Linked DNA regions of Homo sapiens: region 1 is linked to region 2. The links are chromatin loops, found by intact Hi-C in ENCODE. Cell type or tissue: HepG2. All regions are shown on one strand.

Region 1 (5,000 bases), 56 kb before region 2:
GAGACAGAGCTTCACTCTTGTCACCCAGGCTGGAGTGCAATGGCGCGATCTCAGCTCACTGCAACCTCCGCCTCTCAGGTTCAAGCGATTCTCCTGCCTCAGCCTCCTGAGTAGCTAGGATTACAGGTGCACACCACTACGCCTGGCTAATTTTTCTGTTTTTAGTAGAGACAGGGTTTTGCCATGTTAGCCAGGCTGGTCTCCAACTCCTGACCTCAGGTGATCCACCTACCTCGGCCTCCCAAAGTGCTAGGGATTACAGGTGTGAGCCACAATGCCCAGCCAAGAGTTTTTTTTTAACTTGGTATTTTTATTTAGCTTGATGTAGATAATTTGTGGATAACACATCCATGTGAATTTACTATTAATCAATAACAAAAGTTTATTCAATAACCATGGCCCCTACAACATGCCCTTGCTAATCTCAGAAGCAAATTAAACTCAGGTCAAATGTACATTGTAACATCTTAGAATCCTAAAATCCAGGTTCTAACCCTGACTCTGCCACTTGATGAGAATTAATGCAATCTCCTTGGTCCTTAGTTTCTTCTGTCCTACCCCTATCACATTCTCAAATAAGGGGCTATGCTAAATGATTGGCCATTGGCATATTATGGTTGATCTTATACTTTTATTTCTTGTGGCAATCACACAGTCAGAATAAGCCACATGAAAAGGAAAATAAATTCATGGAAGAATCACCCATTAGGTTCTAGTCACTACTTAAGGCATCTGAATGGAACAAGAGGAGACTATGGGGGTGGGGGGATTTCCACCAGGACTGAAACCAATTAAATAAGATCTTAATGAAGAGCTCCTGATTCAGGTTTATTAGAGAAGAAATAAGGCATTAAAGCTAATGAAAATAATTTTATAAAGTTGTAGCTGAAAGGTCATATTCCCTAGAACAAGAGATAGTTAATTAGAAGGTAAACAATAGAAAAGTTATTGGGTGAGCTCAGAGGCCAACATGAAAGAATATAAAAAAGTATTCTGCTTTATAATTCTAACTGACCATTATACAGATGCAGATTCAAAATTAGGAAATAATGTAATACCAATTAGTATAAACTGGTTAGTGTTTATAAATAGTTGGTACTTTAAAAGGCCTTTTCCAAAATACCTAAAATTGAAATATAATAATATCCCAAGTAATCTGAAATTGCATATTTTGATTTAAAGTTAAACTATAAATTCCATTAGCATTAATGTTTAAAGGTAGACAATTTACAGTATTAAGCTAGATGAGACCTCTCTCGTAAAAGATTAGCAATCCCAGATTGTGTATTTTTTTCTGGGTTGCAGACTATTCCAGTTTTAACATCATACATGACATACACTCCTAAGCCAGATAGCTTTGAGAAAGCAGCTGATTATGTCTTAGAACTTTGTTCATTAAAACTATAAATTCCTATCTCAAATGCTTCTTGGAACAAACAAATATAAACAACGTGAATTCTATCGAAGCTTATTTGAATCACTTGAGGCATTATTTATGGCTGTTTTTGAAAATGTTATGTTTGTTCAGTAATATTTTATGAATAATGTTAATACAGTTTTCCACCAAGTAACATAAAGATACCTGATGAAAGATAGAGAACTTAAATTCATGTAAATGGTAATAAAATAGAAAAACCTCTGGGCTCTTTATAAAATAAACCAAACTTAAATGCATTTTCCCCAAACCAACATACACTTATAGGAAGTTATTCAAGGCATAAGACTGCATATAAAACAGGGATTCTACCTTCAACATTAAATTCAGTGAAGCACTTTATATATTGTGACTTCAAGGAAAGCTGGAAAATTTTACAGTTCAACGGGCTTTCTCCTTTACTTTTTATAGAGATTGAAAAGTTAACCTTAAGACACTAGGCCATTATTTTGGCAATAAATAAATCATTATATCATGTTATACACCTTAATATATACAATTTTTATTTGTCAATTAAAAACACATATTTTTAAAGAAATCTCTATAGCTGTTGAATAAAACGTCATGTACTTATGTTGTACAACTGACCAGAGTTTCTACCTAATTCAAAATTAACTATTATGACTGGCTTTTGAGGCAACTCTGAGAGTCACTCCCCAATCCTTTTCATCCTTTTGACTTTCAGGCCAACTACTTCCTTGGGAAACACCACCATCTCTCAGTCAGCAAAGACAGAACCAGAGAGAGAGACTCTGCAAGTTCAGGAAGAAAGGTTCCAACTACTTTTACTCTCCGTTGCATCTCCTAATGTCACCACTTCCTCAGAGCAGGGTTTAGTCACTACTACAAAACATTGCTCAGGAACTGCAGAGCCACTAGCCTGGCATGTGGTGACACATTCCCAACACAATTCTCTAACATTCTGATTTCCCTTGCAAAGATAAATTCAAGCGAACTTAGAACTCTTAAAGATCAGATTGAGATTGAATGCCATTGGCTTTCTCCCCATACCTATGCTCCTACACATCTCTTCAGCCCAGCACAGGGTTTTAAAAGCTCACTGCTTAACACAGGGCTATCTCCTCTGCTGGTTATGAGCTGCAAGGATAGAGTCCATGTCCTGTTTGTGTTGGTGTTCCTGGCCACTAGCCAAGAACCTGCAGCCCAGCCCTAGAATAGCAGTTGAATGAATGTGGCAGCCCACACACTCAAAGACACCAGAATTATCTTACCCTTTCCCAGAGAGCTTCAGGTACCTTTCTTTTCCTAAATGAGTCACTAATGTGTCTGTATAAATATGGTTTCCATATATGTCACAGAGCCCAAACATTTCATCTGACTTACTGTGGTTTACTTTTTGTGACTGCATTTTTATTATATCTTATATAAAAAGGGGGATATAACAGAAGGAAAAAACAGTAAAGCAAAAACCCATATCTAGCTTCAGAGCATTACATATCCACTGGAAGCCCTAAAGCAATGCTCCATGATCGCATGGCCTTTCCGCTGCATAACCCTGAGGTCATTTTTTGATACATAATTCTCAAAGTATGCAGTGCTGAAAGACCTTGAAGAGCTTTCTTAAATGATGTTATGGTTAAAATTTCTATGATTGCAGTCCTTGAAATCATAAAAGAATAAATACATCCTTGGAAAAGATCTCACTTCTCTTCTTCTTCATTCCTTCACAATTCAGCCCCCACCTCTCAAGGAGCTGTCTAGAGCATGGCGAGCAAGCTAATGCTTTCCCAGAGTTTATGACAGATGCCAGTTTTAGTGTTCCCCAAATGCTAACATTAATACACACAACTACTGTATAGGGTAGTCACCATTACCACCCCTATCTGAGGTATGAAGTTAGAAATGTAACAAGTGACAGAGGTAGAATTTGAACGCATCTGAGTCCAGGCTCCTGGAACCATGCTATGTTGTGATTTTCTGGGATCTTGGGCTATTTTTACAATTAGAGATGTGACCCAAGGGCAATGGATTTCCATCCTGGTGAGTTCTTCTGGGGAGAGACTGCACTTCTCCCAGTCCTGTCCCCAACTCTTCCTCCTCACAGTTACCATGTAGGAGCATGAAAACTATCCATGTTTGCCCAGTAAGGTGGCATTCTTCCAAACATTAGCTGGCCCCACCTTATAACACATAAGCGAGAAGCTCTAGGTCACTTGACCTCAGGGCACATGCAAATGTTTATCAGGCTGCCCAGTGACTTGTAGAGGCGGCATTTCCTGGAAACATCATGGTTAGACATTTCATTCAGTGAGGTGTTCAGAACATCTGAATCACTCCTGTTGCCTAGCAACTTGTTTGTGTTTGGCAGGATGAAGACAACTCAGGCACAGGTACAGTCGGATATAAGGCAGAAATCTATTCAGCACGACGTCCTCCCAACACTAGACTGCTGATTTAGTGCTTAAACTTGACAGTGTTCTTTCCCACTTTCTCACTCTTGGTAGAGGCTCCTTCAGTCATTCTCTTTAAGTCAGGAGCATTCAAAAGGCACTATGCTGTACACAGAATAAACAGGTCCTTTGTAGCTGAAATATAGGCTACTATTTTTCCTACAGAGTTTTGAAAAAAAACTTTTAAGACAAAGCTAATTACAGGGTTCTTACATATAAAAGGGAAAAGAGTTATACAGTATCATGGAAATTACTTGTCATCCTTAAAAGAATTAGTTCTTTCACATATTCGCATATCTGTCCCTTTTCTTTGATAACAAGAATTGATTAGCACAATATAAGTAGCTTCGGAATCAAGGAGGTTCACCCTCCAATACCGTCATAAATACAAATATATAGCAAAGCTGGCCTAAAGTCACCTTACTAACCTTCATCTTCAAATTTAAGTTAGCATGTGTGCCTGGGTTACTCTAGGAGCCAAAAATCTAGAACAAAACACTGTGGGCTTGCATTCCATATACATTCTCCGACAGTTACGGCTTTTCCTCTATTATTTTAGGTCTCCGCTACTTTCCCAGTCATTTCTATGCGTTAAATACTCAGAGAAAGAAAAGTGGTTTTAGAAAAGCCGCCCCCACCACCACCCCAATACTGGGATTTCTGTTGTTGTTTCTTTCGTTTTTGCTCTTCTTGTCAGAGGACATGCCTGCTATAGAAACAAGAAAATAAGATGTAAGGGTGTGCTTAAATGTTACTCCTAATCTTAGTGGGACAGTCCTGAGTTCTAGATTTATTAAATGTTTATGAACAGGAGGATACAAAAGTTGTTTAGAAAATTTTATTTTTTCTTCCTTTCATCCAATAATATTCATCCTTACCTTGGGGTTTCAGTATCCTGATATTTGTAAGAACTATTAAAAATCAAATAGATATGAATTACTTCACTTTTTTAACAACTATAAAATGGGTATATGAGTTTACTTAGCAAAGATTTTCAACTTAAACATGTTAATCCTTTATCTCCTCCAAAATATTTTTCTTTTTGAAAGGCATATTTAAGGAAAAAAATCTTTCCATATTAAAAAATTCTTGAATTCCACCAAAGTCCATAACAGATTTAAGAAAAGAGTACCCTCATTATCTAGAACTGGCTA
Region 2 (5,000 bases):
GGAGAATTGCTTGAACATGGGAGGTGGAGGTTGCAGTGGGCCGAGATCGTGCCACTGCACTCCAGCCTGGGTGACAGAGCAAGACTCTGTATCAAAAACAAAAACAAACAAAAAAAAAAAATTCAGGCAGCTGATAATAAGAAGAGGAATAGAATTTGAGCTTGTTAGAATATGGACTCTTCCTTAGTTGTCTTTTTATTTATATATCTTCAGCACCTGGATCAGTACCTGCTTTCCTTAATCTTACCTGTGGATTAGAATCACCTGGAGAGCTTTAACAATTCTTATACCTAAGCTGCACCATGAACCAATTATATTAGAATCTCTAGGTGGGGACTACTCACAGTGTGTGTGTGTTAAGCTCTACGAATGGTTCCAGTGTACAACCAGGTTGAGAACAACTGGTCTAGAACAATGGTATAAAGTAGAAACCTAATAAATTTAATTCAGTGAGGGGAGAGAATTCAGGTTAGACTACAAAGTCCATGAAGGGGAGGAGGAAACTGGGGGGTTTGGGAAAGGGATAAGGACCGAGTCTCCATGTGAACTTGAAGTGTAGATTTGAGGACATTGTTGTCAGAGAGAGAGAGAGAGAGAGAGAGAGAGAGAGAAAGAAAGAGGGAGATTTACAAGTTTATTGTTTTGGACTGGACACAGTTCCAAGTAATGATACGATTTAATCTAGTAGTGACCAAAGGTCTTTTTGGCACTAGTGACATGGAGCAAAGCTTGCTGTTGTAGTGGCAGTACAAATCTGAAGTTTGTGAAGTTACCTGTTAAGTTGCACACGGGAGGGTCAGAAGGGAGGAGAAGGGGAGGAAGACCTGCTGTTCATGGCACTCAGATTGGACATTGATCTCAACTGAATTGGCTCTGACTTTCACTTCCTTCTGTTATCTTCATGACCCCAAATCCATGTTTTTCAGCAGGTTCTTCTTGCCATCTGAGTCCGTGATCATCTTTGCTTCCCTGGGACTGGGCCTGTCTTAGTTGAAGGCTGGGAAAGCAAAGAGTAAAGCGAACAGTAAAGTAGGAAATGCTAAGTTCACCTCCTTTACTTACAATTTTGCTTGAGGTCATTCTTCCCAGGGTATCTATTGGACAAAAATAAAAACAAAACAAACCATAAATCCTCTCGTCTGCAAATCCCATATTGCTTTATGAGAAAAACAGTTAAGGTCAATGACCTTTAACATGGCATTTCTTCTTTATTTAAATAAACTAGTTATTGCTCATTAATCTTATTACAACTCATAACCTCTATATGGATTATGCCAAGTCACATTGTACTCTGATGAAGAAGTCGGTGCTTAGAGGGGGTGGGGCTCCCATGAAAGAGCTAATTTACACTCTTCCTGTCCCCCACCAGCCAAGTCATTCCCAAGGAATTTAAAAAAATTGTTTGATAGGGTATGGTCAGGTGGTGAAGACATTTGTAACTCATTATTTGATTTTTTGAAGAAGTACTTGTACTCCTCCTCCAGGTAAGGTAAAACATTAACCTTCTGGATAGAAAACTACGGTCCTAATCATCTCTGCGTCACTGCTGGTCACATGGCATATCTGGGGGCAGCTTCAGACAGCAGCATGTAAAACCCATGGTACAATGCTTAAACAACATCTGATTAAGAATTGTGGGAGATAGGCTGGGTGCGGTGGCTCACGCCTGTAATCCCAGCACTTTGGGAGGCTGAGGCGGTGGACCATGAGGTCAGGAGATCAAGACCATCCTGGCCAACATGGTGAAACTCCGTCTCTACTAAAAATACAAAAATTAGCTGGGTGTGGCAGCATGCGCCTGTAGTCCCAGCTACTCGGGAGGCTGAGGCAGGAGAATCACTTGAACCCAGGAGGCGGAGGCCTGCAGTGAGCTGAGATTGCACCACTGCACTCCAGCCTGGGCAACAGGGCAAGACTCCATCTCAAAAAAAAAAAAAAAGAATTGAGGAAAATAAAACTGTGGGAGATAATCTCTTTGTGGGAGATAATAAGCACCGAAGCCAGCAAACACGGGTGAATGCTCCTCCAGCACCTGCAGCAGTGGTATCACATTTTTGAAGTTTCAGGAGGACAAATAATACTCCTCACTACAGAGAATAGCTGAACCAAAGAAACAGTCACAGTGAACTCTGTACATATAAGAAAAAAAGGGGACATTTCAAATGAAGATGTGAAGTGCTCAGCAAAGCAGCGTGACTGATGAAGGATACTAGGTCTCCACCTGTTGTCACTACCCTGCCCAAGTGCCCCCTTCCATCTCTCAGTTAGGATCAACAGCAGCTTCTGAAGGCATCTCCAGCCTCCAGTTTTGGTCCCCTCCATTCCATTCCACTCTCTGTGGCCACCAGACTCTAAGATGCCTTCTGTGCCTTCTGGTTTTATCACTATCCTGCTTAAGCCCATTGCATAGCTTCTTGTTTCTCCTATTTCTCAGGATCAAATACAACTGCGAGTGTAGCTTAAAATGTTTATTATAACTTGATTTCTGTCTACCACTTCATTTTTTTCTTTTGCTATTCCCAGCTCCCATTCTGTGTTAAACTTCTTTTAGTTCATCTAAAATGGTGAGGCTCTCTGGCCTCCTTTTCTGGAACCTCTCTTTCCCTTCTTCTTTATCTGGCTAACTCCTTCTTATTTATCAGGACTCAATTTAGATATCCTGGTGGGTGCTCCTTTAGCACCCTGAACTTTTTCTATTATAATTACATTTCTAAGGCTGTTTAATTATCCGCTTTTCTTGCCAGACAATATCAGTTCTCATTGAGTGTTTAATATTCACCATACCTCATATTAAGCATGTTTCTTGGCATATCTCGTGATTTTCACAACAATCTTGTGAGAGAGACACTTTATTACAAATAATTAAATCAAGTCTATGTTAAGTAATTTGCCTAAACCTTAATAAGCTGCATATGGGCAGGATGGTGTCAGTCTTGCCTCATATGATCCACAGCAACAAGTGTATACCTAACTCTTGGATATTGCTAGCACTTACATTGCACTTAGAATGTGCTTGGCATATCTCAGTTCTACATCTCAATAAGATGAGGAAACTGAGGGAGCCCTCAAGATTGTACAGCTTTCTTAGCCAGGCTTCAACTAAGCAGCTGGCTTCAGAGACCATGCTCTTAACTGAGACACTGTTCTTACTTTACATGAACAGAAATGCTTAGAATTGCAGAAATATTAGGGAGGTAAATGAAATAGTCAATGAAGCAAAAAAAAAATTTGAGATACCACCATTTAATAAGGCAATTCCTTAGTCCTTGAAACTCTTTGAGATTGTCTCCCATGAAGTCTTCCACTGCAACAACAGAAAGATGGATGCAGAGTTCTGGCCAAATGAAAACATGTCTGAAAGAAGGAATCTGTTTTTATACTGGAGCATCCGAGCCTCACTGAGCAGTAATTAGTGATATAAAAATATTCGCCCAGGCACAGTGGCTCACGCCTGTAATCCCAGCACTTTGGGAGGCCGAGGCAGGTAGATCATGTGAGGTCAGAAGTTCGAGACCAACCTGGCCAACATGGTGAAGTCCCATCTCTACTAAAAATACAAAAAATTAGCCAGATGCAGTGGTGCATGCCTGTAATCCCAGCTACTTGGGAGGCTGAGGCAGGAGAATCACTTGAACCTGGGAGGCAGAGGTTACAGTGAGCAAAGATCACACCATTGCACTCCAGCCTGGGCAACAAGAGTGAAACTCTGTCTCAACAGAAAAAAAAAATCCAACCAAAACATTTCCCTCATTCTTTTGGCACTGAAATATGTACTCAAATGACATTCTCTTGAGAAAACGGGGGAGAGAAATCCAATGGGATTAAGGTGAAAAGTTGAAATCAACCAGCTATACTGAAAGAGGTCTGTTGTGGTCTGGGAAAAAAAGATTTGGAAAAATCCTTGCAGTTCCTAACAAGGCAAAAAAGTTTAGTTTGGTCTTGTCAAGTACAAATAGAACTTGGGTGGCAGAGAAAAAAGGCAAAGGAATGCTTTTATCGTTGTGTTTTTCTCCCTTCCCAAACTGGAAAATTTTATTGCTCTTTCTCTTCTGATTTCTGTATTGTTTTGGCAGTTTCTACCCCTAAATAATGGTTTTGAAAGACCATCTCAGCATTTTTCTTTTTTATAAAGTATAATACATTTGAATAATAAATAGAAAAAAAATTTCTTTTTTTAGGAGATGATGATTTGGGAGGAATGAACCCCAAGGGTTGGCTAAGAGAGTGACAGACACCCCCAATCATCAGATGATGTGTCTCTGCTGCTGTGGTAGCCCCAGTGAAGGAGACCCCAGTAATTGTCACGAATTTGATTCCAGAGCCTTATTTATCTAGGCTGCTGTCCTTTTTTTTTTTTTTTTTTTTTTTTTTTTTTGACACTGCACTATCCTGTAACTTATGTCTGGGATTATGTCATGGAGAATAGCACTGATTGGTGTTCTCAGTCCCTCAGTCAAATATATTTACCTCATTGCACTCCATGTACATCCTATCTGACTATTGATAAGGGCCATTCTCAGGGTTTTTTTTTTTTAATGTGAAAGAGAAATAAACTTCTATGTTGTTTAAGTCCCTATTATTTTGGGTTTTCTAAAACTTGCAACCAAATCTACACCTAATTATATAGTAAGAAATGCAATGACTAGCCATCAAAGCGTTTTTAAAAATTGATTGAGGTGAAATTCATGTAATATAAAATTAACCATTTAAAGGTGAACAATTCAGTGGCTTTTAGTACTTTTGCGGTATGTGCAACCACCACTTTTATCTAATTTGCAAACATGCCTTCACTCCAAATACAACTCTTACTTAGTAAGCAGTTTCTCTCCATTTCCTATTGATGATGTTTAAGCAAGGAATGATGTGATTTGATTTACATTTTCAAAAGATTACTGTTGGAAAAAAATGGATTGTGGTAAGAGTGAAAGCAGGAGATAAATGAGGAGGCAGTTGTGACAGACCAGGCAAGAGACAATGGTTGTTGAACAAACAGGATGGCT

What was found. Peaks named below come from ENCODE experiments on the same cell type or tissue, not always from the same donor. Only the 100,000 strongest peaks of a DNase experiment are listed, where the experiment ranks them.
Region 1: a loop joins it to region 2, with 2.4 times the contacts of the local background. A loop is called at or near these places in 2 of 110 quality-filtered maps.

What each region holds. Positions count from the first base shown.
Region 1 is chr4:107,861,567-107,866,566 of GRCh38, reverse strand. The region is part of intron 2 of SGMS2 (sphingomyelin synthase 2); the gene reads right to left. CYP2U1-AS1 (CYP2U1 and SGMS2 antisense RNA 1) reads left to right here. Exons shown (of 7, transcript NR_125929.1): 7 at 2,121-3,088. Among named protein-coding and RNA genes, the nearest start is that of SGMS2, 39 kb to the right of the region's middle. In HepG2, no CTCF peak of the experiment used is centred here; a DNase peak (open chromatin) is centred at 2,566.
Region 2 is chr4:107,805,231-107,810,230 of GRCh38, reverse strand. No RefSeq gene overlaps it. Among named protein-coding and RNA genes, the nearest start is that of SGMS2, 17 kb to the left of the region's middle. In HepG2, no CTCF peak of the experiment used is centred here; no DNase peak of the experiment used is centred here; H3K27me3 peaks cover 438 bases.